Regions from separate parts of the Mus musculus genome. Here region 1 is linked to region 2. The links are chromatin loops, found by intact Hi-C in ENCODE. Cell type or tissue: gastrocnemius. All regions are shown on one strand.

Region 1 (8,000 bases), 47 kb after region 2:
GTCTCCCTAATTGAGTCTCAACTTGAATGGATATTTTATATCAATAATGCAGATAATTCGCTAACTTTCACCTAGTTTTGATATATATTTAATAAGTTAATACTAAGCTAAGGCTTTCATTTGAAGGCACTCACCATTAGTGTTTAAAACATGCTGAAGAAAATTTCAAACAAACGAAGCCTTTGTTTCAAGTCTGTGTTATCTGATAACCACACACTTACCTACAGACTAGTTAAATATGCACTCAAACTTTACCTTTTAAAAACTATGTGAAAACATACTTACCTGGACCCGCCAGGTGATTCCACATATCATACAACCTATGAGCACAGCTGCCTCCCCGATACTGCCAACCAATTAGAGCACTGCCTGTGATTTTATCCATTCCACCTTCTAACAAGCCAGCAGTTTCAGGACTAGGATTGGAGAGTACGTGGTCAAACTATCAACATGAGCTTCTGACAGCATTTTTTTGTCTGGAAAATGAGTCCCTTGGTCTGAGGAGATGCTGTGTGGGATACCATAATGGTGGATACAGCCCAATTCGTTTTTTTTTTTAACTTTGCTCTAAAGTAAAGAATCCGGTTGGCTGAAAGGACCCTGATATAGCTGTCTCTTGTAAAACTAGGCCGGGGCCTAGCAAACACAGAAGTGGATGCTCACAGTCAACTATTGGATGCAACACAGAGTCCCCAATGGAGGAGCTAGAGAAAGTACCCAAGGAGCTAAAGAGATCTGCAACCCTGTAGGTGCAACAACATTATGAACTAACCAGTACCCCGGAGCTCTTGACTCTAGCTGCATATGTATCAAATGATGGCCTAGTTGGCCATCACTGGAAAGAGAGGCCCATTGGACACGCAAACTTTATATGCCCCAATACAGGGGAACGCCAGGGCCAAAAAAATGGGAATGGGTGGGTAGGGAAGTGGGGGGGAGGGTATGGGGGACTTTTGGGATAGCATTGAAAATGTAATTGAGGAAAATACGTAATAAAAAAAAAGAGAAAAAAAAAGAATCCGATGATTATGTTATGGAAGATAAAAACAAATTTGCCTATCACCTTGACAAAGTAGAAAGGAAAAGTCAAACGTGCCTTTGTTTAAAAAGGGAAACAAGTGACTCTGGGTATCAATTCAATTGGTTCCCCTTCAGAAGCAAAAAGTGACATAGGCCTCTGCTGCCAAAGCCCAGATAGACCTACTGTGTAACAAGCCATCTCGGTAGCATCTCAGATCCGATGGCACACTTGCAGGCCAGCTAGTGACTCCATCTAATGTGAGATTAGGCCCAGGAATTTCTAATTGATTTGCCTTATTTGTATTATATTATTTATTTATGCCTGTGCATGTGTGTGCACTATAGCATATGGAAGGAGCTCAGGGGATAACAGTTGAGATTTGGTTCTCTTCTGTCACCTGTGGGCCCCAGGGATCCAACTCAGGTGGTAATTCTTGGCTGAAAGAGCCCTTGCTGTCTGACTCAACTCACAATGCCCCCAAAGAGAAGTTTTTAATATTATAGTGTCAAATATCAGATCATAAAACTCAAACAAAACCAAAAGCAACACATTAAGAAAAACACTATCTCCAATACAACAAAAATGTATGATCCTGACAAGAAAGGTAAGCATAAATAAATGACGTTGTTAATATCCATTCTTATAAATGAGATCATTAAGTAAATGTGGCGTGAAGTAAGAAAGACAAAGCCAGAATGTTCTCTCATGTATGAATCCTAGTCTATTAAGTAACACAGACACACACGCACACGTATATGTGTATGTATATATATAATTTATATGCATATATATGAAATATTTATACATATGTGTATATGTGCCTATAAGGTCTAAACTATTGAAAAGAGACCAAATGAGTAAAAATAGGTGATGACAAACTGCAGAGGGATGGAAAAAGAGCCACATCTGAAAAGGTAAACATTGGAGAGAATAAGAAGGGAATCAAGATATTGTGGGCGGGCACAAAGGGGGCAGGGGGAATCTCAGAGCACACATTGTTCAGAAACACCAAAAATACATCTAATGCCTTGTATGTTAACTGAAAAAAACTGAAAAAAAAATAAGTAGAAAAAGAATTGATCACTAAAAGAAACTCATTTTACGTTTGACTTATCTTATGTATGCGTTCTCTTCCCAATTATCCTCATTTTATTCTCTCCCAGGGTTTTAGATTATAAACAAGAAAAATCGGTCCTTCCTTCAGAAGCTGAGAGTATTAAGAAAAACAAACAAAAACCAAAACAACAACAAAATTTAACCTACAGATTCCTTATTTTAGCAATGACCTCGGATGTTGGGGTTATGGTTCAATGTTATGGGCACTTGCTGCTCATACAGAAGACCACAGTTGGATTCCCAGCACGCATATCAGGTGGCCCTGTAATTCTACCTCCAAGGGATCTGACATCCTTTCTGGCCTTGAAAGCCACTTGCATAATGGTGGCACTCACATACCTAGACACACACATACACACACATAAATTTAAAAAAACTAATATCTTTTTTTAAAACAGAAATTTCTAACTAATTTATATGGCACTTCAAACTTCCAAACTACTGCAGTAAGACAAATATTAATAAATTTGGAGGGGGAGTTAGAAATAGGGAAAATGATAAAAGGATACCTGCTGCTTAAATTACCGATATTTAACTGCTGTTTATTGATATGACTGACATACACAGAAATATAGAAACAAATATACCCTGGAGTTCCCATATGTTTTAATTTTGCTATTATTATAATTTACTTTGAGCAAATCAGTTGAATATTTACATGAGATCTGTTCTGACACAGAAGAGCACCCACAATACAGTGTACCTGGAAAGCCTTAGTCATACAGACAAGAGCCCGGGCAGAGCAAGGTCTTCAGTGATGAGACTCTGACCCTTCTATTCACACCAGATCTCACAATGCAGAATTTCAAGAGAATCATTATGACCCAGAAACTCATTAGATATTCAAAGTCTCTGTTCCAGACTCGAGACCTCTGAAAACATCCAGGGGTTGACTCTGATTGGTGTTCCCATCTGGAAAGGCTAACCACCATGGTACTTTCAGTCCCGTTTCTCATTTGTTAATGAAAGGTCAACAGGGTAGGATCAAGAAGTGAAAAGATGAGAAAAATAGACATTATCTTCTCCATCGTGTGTGTGTGTGTGTGTGTGTGTGTGTGTGTGTGTGTGTGTGTGTGTGTGTGTGTGTGTTACCTCACCTGCCAGGTCAGAACTACTGATTTGCCGCCCCTGGGCCAGGTACCAATAGGATTAGGACTGCAGAGAGAGCCCTGAAAATCTGGCCACTGAAAGTGCAAGTTTCAGAAACTGCAGAAAGGTAATATTCTGTCCCCATGTAAACTAAGTCCACACTCCTTCCTGGTGACAAATGATAGTAGGGTAAGAATAAACACTGATCTTTTAGGTCCCACTAGGAATCCAATGCCACTTAGCTCTCCCCAGAGTTGCAGGCAAGGGGAATTCTAATTGATGTCAGCTGCTTCAAGGGAAGGGCTACCGTGACCTTAAACTTGGCCCCAGGTCCACTCTCACATCCAGGAACAAAGCCAGAGGGTTCTCCTGGCAACTGCCTGATGTGCTAAATGGCAGGCCTAGCCATGGAGGGAATCCTGACCTGCACCAGAGACAAATCCGCCACTGCAGGAAGCAGACAGACGGAGAGATTAGCAGTTAGCCCAGATGATGCCCGCCCATGCCCTCAGCCCAGAGAGCAGAATCAGGGTTCTAAATCACTCTGCAGAAGCTGAAGCCCCTGCTCTGCCTCTGCTCCACCGACAGGCTCAGAGTACTCTGCTCAGCCAATAGGAAACTGGAGAGTAAGACTTTCCATAGGACATGCAGTACCAAGCTGGAATCTGCAAGAATACCTTACACTCATTGGCCTCCCTCTGCCAAAATCAGGGTTTCCTTGAAAGCCTGGTTCCTGACCAGAGTTGATACAACAGGACTGGCCCAGATCATTCCACTCTTCAGTTGCTTGCTCACCCACCTACCATACCAGGTTTTCAACAATAATCCTTGCCACCATTCAAAAGATGTCTATTTCAATTTGTGTTGTTATTTCCCACCCAGAAGGCTATTCTGCATCTTTTTCATATAGTAAAACAGAGGGACCCATTCAAACACTAGGTAGCCTGTCAGTTTTCAAGTTCTTTTCTACATTTCCCCCATTATCAGAGGCGTCTGCCTCAGCTCCTAACAAATTAAAAGTATCTACCTGTGGTGTGATTCCAAGGAAGGCCTTTAGGAAAGAAAAGGAAGCACGCTCCCAGTCCCAAGCTTCCTGAAGAGTTCTAGTTCATACCTGGCACAGGTTGGGTCCCAGTTAGGTTTGTTTTTCTTTTCTTTTTTTTTTTTTTAAGCTCTAATAATCTAATCAGTGGATACTGTCAGGGAAACCACTATACTATTATTTGGAAAATGAAAAGGAGTTTGGACTTTGAGACAGCTATACTTCCAAAGGTAAGAAAGACCATGCATGGCCTTTAGATTAGTGAGAGCTGTGATGTGCCTTTCGTTGGGCAGACAATGTTTCCTGCTATCATCTGTGTCCTTGGAGGGCAGCAACCAGGTCTTGCTCGCAAGTTCATACCCCACATCATCTATATCAGAGGTATAAATATCTATCATGTTGATTGACCAAACTGAGTGGTCACACTAATATCTAGCTGCTTTTTTTTAAAGTATCATGTATATACATTTGCAGAGGAGCAATTATAAAACAAGAGCCAATTTTCAGAATTAACTTTGGCAATATGTTATAATCCTCTGGCTCCTTCTCATTCTTTGGGTTATTCGGTCTTTACTGATGTCTAGGTTGTTCTCTATGTAACCTGTCTCAGTAAAACTGCCATAAACACCATACACCATACCTCTTGTCTCTCTTGCTGCTCTTAAGTAGCCCCTCTAGTGAGCATAGTCTATCTCTGACTCATTCTGTGAAATCTTTTTCTGATTCACCACTTTGTCTGCCCCTCAATTAGATATCACTTTCTTTCACATATGGTTGCTTCCTTCTACAAACTAACCTTACCTTCATATTTAGGGATTAGAGCTGTGTATTAAGGGTGTGTCTATATTCCAGCCAAATTTGATCCAGGGCATGCATTGCAGCAGGATCTTTGGATGTGATCCCTTGCCAGAGCAGCCATGTTGCTGATTAAAATTCCTCTACCTAAAAATCTATAAAGGGATGAATATCCAATTGTTACTAACCAAAACACTGGTTCCCAGGTTCAACACAATTAATCAAATTATGGCAGATGTCAGGGCTCTACTCCTACACAGAAAATACTTTTATTAATAAAAAGCACAAAAGAATTGCAAGTAAGTTAAGGAGCAACAAATATTTGCAAATACATTATTTGCCATTTGCTTTTTCCTTAATGTGGAATTGCCCACATGCACATACATGTGCCCATAAACGTGAAAAACAGGCACACCAAAATCACATATATATGACCATAAGAAAAATGAGAAACAGACACATTAAAGTCAGGTTTCAGGCCATTATCTGCCCAAAACACAATCATGTCTCCTTCATTTTTCCTTATGTCTTACCAATATATGATCCTTGCCCACCCACCCTACTCCCTTTTATATTCTCCTTTCTTTTTTGAATTCTTTCACAGTTTGTCTTTTAAGGGTGGCAAAGAGAATTATATAAAGGATACTTTATTATGATAATTTTCAAGTATAAACTAATTATATAACTTTGCTGATTCAATTATCTAAACAAATAAACTCTAAGTTAACATATAAATATCATCTAGTAGACTCAGCTGTCCAAATAGGGTAAAATCTCAGAATAAGGTCACCAGATATCATAAAACATTACCAAGGTCTTAAATCAGGTCCAGGACCTCTACATCCTGAAGGCTTGATTGGAGAGGTTTCCTGGACTAAGTATTTGAAATGACTTTATGGGGTGACTATCCCTAATCCAAAAGTCTGACATGTTCTGGTTTCTTGAAAGTTTGAATGGTTCCCTGTTGCTCAGAAGGCTTCAGATATGGGAGGTGTCTAGATTCCAAGTTACTGTTATTTCACTTTTACTCCAAACAAAAAGAAAAGCTTCTCTAGGTCCTTGATCCATCTGCCCTACTTTCCCCCAATTCATCCATGTTTCAGTTTATGTTCAGAGAGTCATAGGTTAGAGTATGTTCCTTCCTGTACCTGTTGAGGTCTGAACACTTAGGTCTCCCGCAGATGCCTATGCTGAAATCTAATATCCAGTATGAGAGACTCTGGAAGGTTTCATGAATGGCACTATACAGCACTTGTAAATGCAGTCAGTGTCTATAGACTTGGGCCCCCCTTCCTTCTCCCATGTAAGAACACAGGAGAAGCCATTGTCTGTGAACCAGGGATCAGGACCTACCAGGAACATTAAATCTTCTAACACCATGAACTTGCAATATACTGGTAGATTTGTTGCTTATAAATGAGTTAGATTTAGATATTTTTGTATAGCAGCCTAGACAGAAAGCTTTTCTCCCATTTACCTTGATGTTAAATAAATCCTTTTTGCCCAGTGTCTTTGCCGCTAGTATCTGTATCTTTATATTCAGAGTAAAATGGAGTAGTGACCACAGCAAACACATAAAACATTTCATGATCCATGAGATCCAAACAGCTTCAAATCTCTGTCCTGAAAACTGCTTAAGTGTCGTGTGGAATCTGTTTAGAGGAGCCAGGTGTGTCCTGAGCCTACACACAGGGTTAGACTTCAGAGATGAGACCTCATACACACAGTTCTTCCACGATCTTCCTCTGTTTCCTTCCAAGGGCAACTACTCACCCAGAGGAGGTGACTGAGCCATTCCAGAGAACATATTCCCCTAAACATTATCTTATGTTTATTTTTAGCTATACGTATCATCTTCATTAATACCTATTTGGCTCATTAGTGAATTTAACATCAAGTCTTCATTGGAAGGTGCACATTATCATGTGAAAGGTAGAGAAAAATAAACCTAATAAAATCATGTATCATTTATTCTTATAGGTAACAAATAAACATAATCAGAAAGATATAATCTAATGCTTATGCATTATCATTAATATAATAAGGCAATTACAATCAAGTGATAAGATATTCTTGCTGCTGTGTATTATTTAGTAGTCTTAAATTACTAATTTTATCTCATTTTGTTTCTAGGGTTTCAGTGCGGAAGAAAGGGAAGTACAATCACATCCTTGTAGCATGAGCAGGAGATAATGCAGAACCCCATCTGATAATACGGAAACTAGGGCTGACTCAGATGTGCACAGGGTAGGCTTGTGGTATGACTTAGTAACAATGGCCCAACACAGAGTCAATCTCAAAAGAACAAATGCCTTCTGCTACCAAACTCTAACCTCCATCAGCATTGAAATTGCTAACCAAAAATAAACTGTGGATAAGGTCAATTTCTTTGGACGGAGAATCCTTCAGTACTCTGCAATCAGCAAAGGTCTATTCTGACACTCAGGGAACCTCTTCCCTGTGGTATTGTCCCATGCAAAAATAGACCTGAATAACAATAGCATAAATATATGAAGACTCAGAAGATGAAAAACCCAAGTGGATATAAAAATCTTTTCATGTCCCTTTCCTTTCAAATATTCTCCATTGAAATGTTTTCTCAGGCCAAGTTTAAAATATTAAAAAATAAAAATAAACACTTTTAGCTCCACTGAAAGTAAGTGCCTATACTCTCAGCAAACTCCATAGACAGTAGATTAAATTCTCTGGGTAATAGGTGCTGCCTTATAGTAAGATTTCATTTTTATGATGCAAGAGGAGCATACTTACAATAAAATATTTAACTTTCTAAGAAAAGTGACAAAAAAAAGAGCATTAAAGAAGTAACCCTAGGCACAATGCCATAGGAAGGAGGCTCAAGTATTCTCTCATACTTTAATATGGACCAGAACAACTCAGAGGACTTAATCAAACAGAGACTACTAGACCTGAGCACAG
Region 2 (8,000 bases):
AGTCCATATTTCATTCGGTAATAGGGGGCTAAACTCCTGCTATCCCTTAGCAGAGTTCTGGGCTACATTATTTCATTTGAGCAACTCATAATGCTACTTTTCAGTGAAATGTCTAAATATTGCCTGCCCATAGATCTCCTGCCTTCTTTTTCAACATATTCAAATCCTCTCCATATTTGGGAGCATCCAACTATTCCATTCTGAGTACTCACTCACGCTCTAGAAAGTATGTGTTGAACTATATTCCCCTCTTAACCTCTGGTAGACAAACTGTGACTAATTTGGAAATAGGATCTCTGCAGCTATAATCAGGGTAACATGAGGTCATCATCTGGGGTGAGCCCTGATTCAATGTAACATGCAAGAAGACGCACATCTGATACAGAGGAAGGCATCAAGACAGCATGGAGCCAGAGCCAGAGATGAGAGCTCTGGTCTCATAAGCTATGGGGGATCTGAGGCCATCAAAAGCTCTAAGTGGTCAAGGAAGCGCTATGCTCTAAGGATCAGTAGGCAAGATAGCTTTGTCAGCATTTTATTTCAAACTCTAGTCTTCCAAACTGTATGAGAACACTTTTCTTTATGTTTTGTTAAGAGAATAAAAAGGCAAACGGGTGAACGTTAAAAGAAAGCCCCAGGGGGTTCAGTGAAGATACCTAGTTAATAATCCATTGCTATTGTTAAATGCAGCAATATTATTGCCTCTTACAACTAGTAGCTGTCAACACTTTAAAATGCTTCTACAGATTTTAGATGAACAACCCTATGGCATGAAAACTGTAGATTACCCCAACCTAACAGAGAGAGAACTGAGAACACTGAAGGAACTGCCCAGCAAATAAAGGGCAGAGATAGGATTAGTCCATAGGCAGCCTCTCTCTGAGTTGAGGTCAACCTTCCACACAGACAGGCCTCTCAACCATCAGAGCATCTAGTCTCTGTAGTCAAAGTTTCTCAAGAAAAAAACAGTAGGACTCGGACTTCAATCAGCTGCCTTTTCTCCTAGTTAAGAGTTTAGCCTCTTCATCCACTTGCTGGCTACCATGAAAAAGTTGAAAAGAAAAACAAACAATGCAGGGAGGCTGCATTAGAACCATCACCTTTCAAAGATCCTGGAAGGTTCTTCTGAGTGAAAACTCAACTTGTGCCCTAATTATACGTTGATGCTCTGAGGCAAGAGCGTATGCTGATCTTCAGAGAGGGACATAGTTAGGAACCAAACACAGGCATGAAGGGAGCAGGACAGACACTAAGCAGGGCCTTAGAAATCCTGTTTTGTGAGAAATACAAGGAGTGTTGGTTCTGGAAACCTAAGCAGATGACATGACAACTGCTCTGAAGTGTTAGGGAGGCCAACCATGGAGGAGTCTCCAGGATGGCTTCACTTTGTTACTTTGAATGGTTTTATCAAGAGCAGAATGAATCAAATCAAAAGGCAGCCCCACTGATCCAATCAAGGGGGACACATTTTTTCCCCAAGTAAACTGTTCAGCTGATTATCCAGTGGGGTACTCCAGTGAGCTCACCCCAAAATGGATGAATGTAGGCCATGTGGAATGCAGTGTGTCGGTATTGTTACATTATCAGGCCCCATGTCATCTCCTCATTTTCCCTTTTTGATTAGTTGACAGTGTTCTTCATCTGCAGCCAAAAAATTGTAATTCTGGACCAGAGGGTAGTTCCACAACCAATGGATGTGAGGGACTGAGTCAGTGAGGGACTGAGTCAGTTAACAAATATCCTTATCTGAGAAACCAAAGAAAGAATGGTGGCCCTTACAAGTGCTAGAGGAAGAAGACATAATATATCTTATCACATCTTATTAGCGATTTCCATTGCTATCTATCCTATTCAGTGAACCTAAGACATCAGGGATTAGATGATGTGCCATTACTGTTGGTTCTAAATTAAGCAGTTTTAAAACACAGTCATGTTTGGTTATCATTTAAAATATTTACTCTATATACTACAGAAAACATTATTCTGGTCTAAATCCTCTTCCCTTTTGAGTCTGATTCCTCACAGTGGCTTTCTGCATCAGGGTTATTGATGATTTTCAGTCTATAGCTTCACCTATGATATCTCAAGAACCTCTGACTTTCTAGTATCATAACCTCATTTAACTGCTGGACTTCTGGCTTTGATGCTTAAAAGTCGATCCTGTGCTTGGACGTTTACAGTCTTTTATATATATATATATATATATATATATATATATATATAGTTTTTGTTTTTTTTTTTTTTTGAGACAGGATTTCTCTGTATAGCCCTGGCTGTCCTGGAACTCACTCTGTAGACCAGGCTGGCCTCAAACTCAGAAATTCTCCTGCCTCTGCCTCCCAAATGCTGGGATTGAAGGTGTGCACCACCACCGCCCGGCTACAGTCATCTTTAATATGCAGGCTCTTAAGCAGAAATGAGACAGGCTATCAGTAGTGATTTTTTTCTTCAATGGTACCTCATTGCTTTAATTCTGAGCCTTTCCAAATATATATACATATCATGTATTGAAGGCACTGAAGATAATGATCAAATTCAATATAGATGGTTCCAACAACACTCACAATTCAGGCACAAGTACATCAACAGCTACATCCACCCTTGAGCATGAACAGGCAATGATACCCATATCAAAAGCACAGGCAACTCAAGTCTGTTCAGGATTCAGGAGTTAAAATAGAAAATAAGCAACTGCTGGAATGTGGCACTGTTCCATTATTATAATTCCATTCAATTGTAAGGGAAGTGTCTATCTTAATAGATACCTCTGTATTTACATAACAGAAGCTTAATGAATATTTGCCTAATGGAACAGAAGTTGGCAGGCATATTACAAAGGGGATTTTCTGATATTGTCTAGTGTAACCACTGTTCAATCTCTTTCTGAACCTATGGTTCTTTCCCCCAAGTCCTGAAAGGCAAGATGGGAAAGGGAACCATAGACCTGACTGAGCTCACTCCTTAAGATACAGCTAAAAGATCACATTCAATTAGGATCCACAGAGCTGGCAGAGAAGATTGTGTGATTCCTGGGCACCACGCCCAGCTGGTGTGAGAAGACGCAAAAACATGCCCAGGCCTTCCCAGGTGTGTTGGTGACGTTCAGGCCCCTTTCACAGCTGCTCTAAGGACTACCTTGATACAATCCTGCTTTCCACATCCACCTAAACAAAAGTCAGCTTGCCCAGAGCAGGATGGACTGCCCTCCATTGGAGTACTTGAGGTCCTCCATGCTCGGTGGCCATAGGTGGCCAGCTAGTGGGCCATTTTAAATTGTCCAGTGTGGCTGATACTTTTCTTTCCAGAAGCCAATCATCCTATATCAGTTTATTATATTTTTCTCCCCCTGCCTAACATCTTCTTCTACTCTAAATATGTCAAGCCAAAGATAAAAGATAGCAATTACCACTCTCCAGTGGTCTGAGATTAGGCACATCCATATAGCCCACCTGTCAATCTTCAGAAGGGAAGAAGATAACCCTCCATGAAACAGTAACATACCAGCAATGATCATGTTATATAAAACAATTGATTCATGAATGGGCCATTGTATGTCGTCTCACATGTAAAGTTGAGATCTTACTCATCTTAGAGGCCTCCTTTTCCATGGTCCTTCTCTGGGCAGAAATACTGACTGTTTGCTCATTGGTTAAATGACAAAATCCTAACACCTCACCATGGTACTGCCTGTCTCTTCCTCTCAGAGAGCTCTCCAGCCTGGACTCCAGCCAGTCCCTGTGGAAAAGCAGTTAATGCTGGGGGCAACTGTAGAGTTCATCTGTTAACTCAGCAGATTCAACTCTTGGCCTCCCAGCCACCAAGCACCTCATCTGGAGACAAGTAATAAAATCCAAATGGGTTCTGAGAGGTCCTCTCTAAAGTGGGGAAGATGTGTGTGTGTGTGTGTGTGTGTGTGTGTGTGTGTGTGTGTTACTACTCATAATAACAAGTGATTTCCACTCCGTACTTTAGTCTGAAATCTTATCTTACTACAACTCATCCTTACTTACAATAAATATCACATGTCCATATATGGTTGTATAAGGAGTTACATGTGAAGTCTTAAGATTCTGTGATTGAAGAACATAAAGGGCTGCATGCGTGACTCTATATACCTTTAACATGGTTAATCGCTTTTAAATAATAACCAAAAAAAACCCCTCCTAAAACTGACATGTTAGGACAATGCTATAGACAGGAACTTTACATATCAAAACTGATTTAAATAAAATGGTTATAAATAAATTCCCCTTATTTGTTTTGGTTGAGCCAAACATCTTAGAAAAATGGAACTAAACCTCAGCTTTAATATATTCCAGGTGATCTTGGTGAAGGGTTACAGAGGGACCAGCGCTCTTAATCCTATGCATAGTATTTTTCATACTCTCAAATATGGGCAGGGAACTAGAAGGATAGCTCACTCTTATTGCATTGTCTACGAGACCTAATACTATGCACACATTGTCCACACACAGTAAATGTGTTCTTTCATCATACAAGGGTTACAGGACTGCCGATGTGCATCCAGTAAACCTAAACAGAATCTCCATAACCTGTTATGATGGAGCGATCTTTATGGAAAACAGACTTTGTTTTGTGTATTCTCGTTTGCTTGTTTTGTCCCACACTTACTAGACAAGAAGCAGAGAGGCTTTGAGTCTGTTTTCTACTTGTTTGAATATAAACCTTTTCTTCTATAAAACGATTTCTATTTGAGAATGTATACTAAGATAAATGGGATGGACAGTTATCTAAAACCCCTCTCCCTTCCCCTTATCTGCTTCCTTCCCAGTGTATTTCTTTGTTCTGTAGTGTTGTTACAGGTACAGGTTAGGTATCATACACGCTAGGCAAATCCTCTACTTCTGAGGCACATCCCCACCCTGCCCCCCAAATGCCTTTGAAGTAATTTATCTTATGGAGTTATAAAATTCTCTAGAAATATGACATTAATATGCAATCGAAGCTTTGGGTCAAACATGAAGTCTTTAGCATTGATTTTCTGATGAATTCTACAGAGTTCACTCATATTTCACTAAGACTATAGCAAATCCTTCCTCTTTATATGCTATTACTTAACAGTGCTTTTTTTTCCCCCTATGGATAATGGCAATTTGTAATCATTCAATTTCTGTTTGCTGAAGGAGATGCCTACAGATCTGTTCCTGTTTCCATTATTTGTATGAATGTGCATCCACGTTGGTTCTGAGAGCAGAATTTAGGACAAATGCCTCAGTTATTCCCCTTAAACACACACACACACACACACACACACACACACACACACACACACACACACACTCACACACACACACAGTGTTCTTCAAGACATACATTCCAGCAGACACACAATGCACCCTCAGCACATGTTGTCAAGATCATGCTAGGGGTTTGCTAGGAGACTTGCTCAGCTCATAGTGTCACTCAACAGCCTGTCAGGCCTGGGGGCACTTTCTTGTCCCCCATTCTCTATCTTCTATGGAAAAGGCACGTTAACTCTGCTGTAGAAAAACAAAGAAACAAACAAAATCCCCTATTCCCTAACTTCAGTTTTCTTCAGGGGAAAAAAATTACTTTTCATTTTTCTGGTAAAAGTCAAATACATCTGTGCTCAGATCATAAATACTGCATTATCATCAACTAGAAAATGACATCAGCCTTACTGTATAGAGATCTTACTGCGTAGTTCCAAAAAAAAACATTTTGTTTCAATGTATACAACTGCAGAATTATGGGACTGGCTGCCTCTCAATCTACAGACACATGCTTCTTTTAGGCACGTGTTGGAAATAAATATAAATACTATTATCTGTCTCTAGCATTCTCTTCTCATAAAGCAAGTCAAAGGAGGTACATTGAACCGTGTGAGCATGGCTATCTGAAAGACTTCTTTTAATAGCAGTTTGTTGTTAAAGAATACCAAGTTGTTTGGTTTAGTTGCTCATGATTCAAAAAGAGAGGCCAAGACATAATGGAAACAGAGATAACAAAATATCGAGATGACATGACAAGTGTTTCTTAGGTCTACTCCAAAATTCTACAGGGGCCCGCGCTTGGAACTGAGTAAAAGACATGGTCCATAATGTTACATTGAAAGACAATGCCATTTGATATAAGCATTGTAACGACAAGGAAAAGAACGAGTATACCTGGCAGCTCACTCTCAACCCTCAATGTCCCTCTCACCTAGTTCCTTTCTTTGCTATGTGGCCAGTGTTTACAGGGTTCCTTAGTTCAAAGGCTAGCACTTCCCTCAGCCATGTGTCTGCTTTATTCTAGTGGGGTTCCATCTTTTCTGATCTTTATCTCACACTTGCTCCTTACAACCCCATCCTCACCCTTTTTTAGATTTCAGAGCATCTGTTACACTCTATGAAGTAGAAGCATGCATGTGTGAGTGTTTGTCCGAGTGGAGGTGGAGAAGTGTTCATCAATGTGCACATGTATGGATTTAGACCAGATTTAGACTTAGGGTGTCTCCGCCATCATTCTCCACTTTGTCTGTGACAGTCTCTCCTTGAACCTAGAGTATCCTACTGGGCCACTGAACACCCAAATCTCTGTTTCTATCAACACAGTGCTGGATACACCCAGCTTTTATATAGAGAATACATATTCAAGCTCAGATTCTCATATTTGCTCAGAAAAGACCTTAACAACTGAGATATCTCTTCATTCTCTATTTTATCCATTGATATGTAATACTTTTGCTTACATCTCTTGACTAGAACATAATTCCAGAGGTCAGATCCTCCTTTATTCATTCCTAAGTCCAGCAAACTATCAGTGACCATGTTAGAAACATTATGTTAGGAATGAATGAATGAATGAATGAATGAATGAATGCTGGATTTGTAACTATAACACAAAGTAGTGAATATGATTTACAGTCTCTACTGTGTTGAAAGACAATGCCATTTGATATAAGCATTGTAATGACAAGGAAAAGAACGAGTATACCTGTCAAGCATTTGAGATCAACTGAAAGAAGAAATAACACAGGAGAAAAAGAAGTGTGTTTGACTGTAACTTGGCTGGCCATAAAAAGAAAGGAGATAACACATTTAAGGTCTTGATCATAATCTTAGGACAGAAGAAAAATACACTAGACTGGCAGACTTAATGTTCCCTGGATATCTACAGATAGCTGTGAAGAAGCAGAGAATTTGATAGCTACTGATTTGTACTTGCTATAATTTCCCACCAGAAATCTAGAGATACAGTGTAATTGCTTGTTTGTAGCTGACCTTGGGATGTAAGGCAGTATGGTGAGTCTCCAGTGCCCCAAAGGCACAGCAGCTCTGTAGTGGAGACTGTGAGAAAGAAGAGAGCCATGCATCCTGGAAACACATTTGGTGGACATTGAGACCCGTACTGTAATGCCTATGATCAGAATTTCTATTATGGGTGCCACACTTATCTCCTGCTTAACTTCACTTTCTCATTATCCAAAGACTAATTAAGTCTTTAAGAACGTTCACAACATAATCATTCAAACTAGACACAGACTAATAAGTCATGGCATACAAGCTCGGTAACCCAAGCACTGGAGAGGTTAAGCAGGAGGACTACAGTGAATGGGTTAGCATAAATCCAGCCTAATTTACATAGTATGCTTGAGGCTAGCCTGTGCTATAGTGCGAGAGCCTGACTCATACCAAACAAAACCCAAACTGTATTAAACAATCAAAGAAAGAAAGAAAGAAAGAAAGAAAGAAAGAAAGAAAGAAAGAAAGAAAGAAAGAAAGAAAGAAAGAAAGAAAGAAAGAGAAAAAACGAAGGAAGGGAGGGAGGGAGGGAGGGAGGGAAGAGAGAAGAGAGGAGGGGCAAGGGAGAGAGAAGACATCATCATATCATCCTGACTAATATATTTTGCCATAAAGAGGCAGTTGGAGATTCAAGAGTCTAAGTACACTGTCAACAGCTGATGACGGAAATGCCTCAGTCCATGATGGCCAGAGTGACATTCTCTAGTCATGACTGATGTGCAAACTCTGGAT

What was found. Hi-C counts contacts between places; a loop is a spot of excess contacts. Peaks named below come from ENCODE experiments on the same cell type or tissue, not always from the same donor. Only the 100,000 strongest peaks of a DNase experiment are listed, where the experiment ranks them.
Region 1: a loop joins it to region 2, with 1.9 times the contacts of the local background. A loop is called at or near these places in 2 of 42 quality-filtered maps.

Annotation. Positions count from the first base shown.
Region 1 is chr3:136,798,366-136,806,365 of GRCm38, reverse strand. The region is part of intron 2 of Ppp3ca (protein phosphatase 3, catalytic subunit, alpha isoform); the gene reads right to left. Among named protein-coding and RNA genes, the nearest start is that of Ppp3ca, 130 kb to the right of the region's middle. In gastrocnemius, no CTCF peak of the experiment used is centred here; a DNase peak (open chromatin) is centred at 3,617; H3K4me3 peaks cover 357 bases; H3K27ac peaks cover 1,579 bases.
Region 2 is chr3:136,844,963-136,852,962 of GRCm38, reverse strand. The region is part of intron 2 of Ppp3ca (protein phosphatase 3, catalytic subunit, alpha isoform); the gene reads right to left. Among named protein-coding and RNA genes, the nearest start is that of 1700006H20Rik, 110 kb to the left of the region's middle. In gastrocnemius, no CTCF peak of the experiment used is centred here; DNase peaks (open chromatin) are centred at 3,065 and 3,733; H3K27ac peaks cover 585 bases.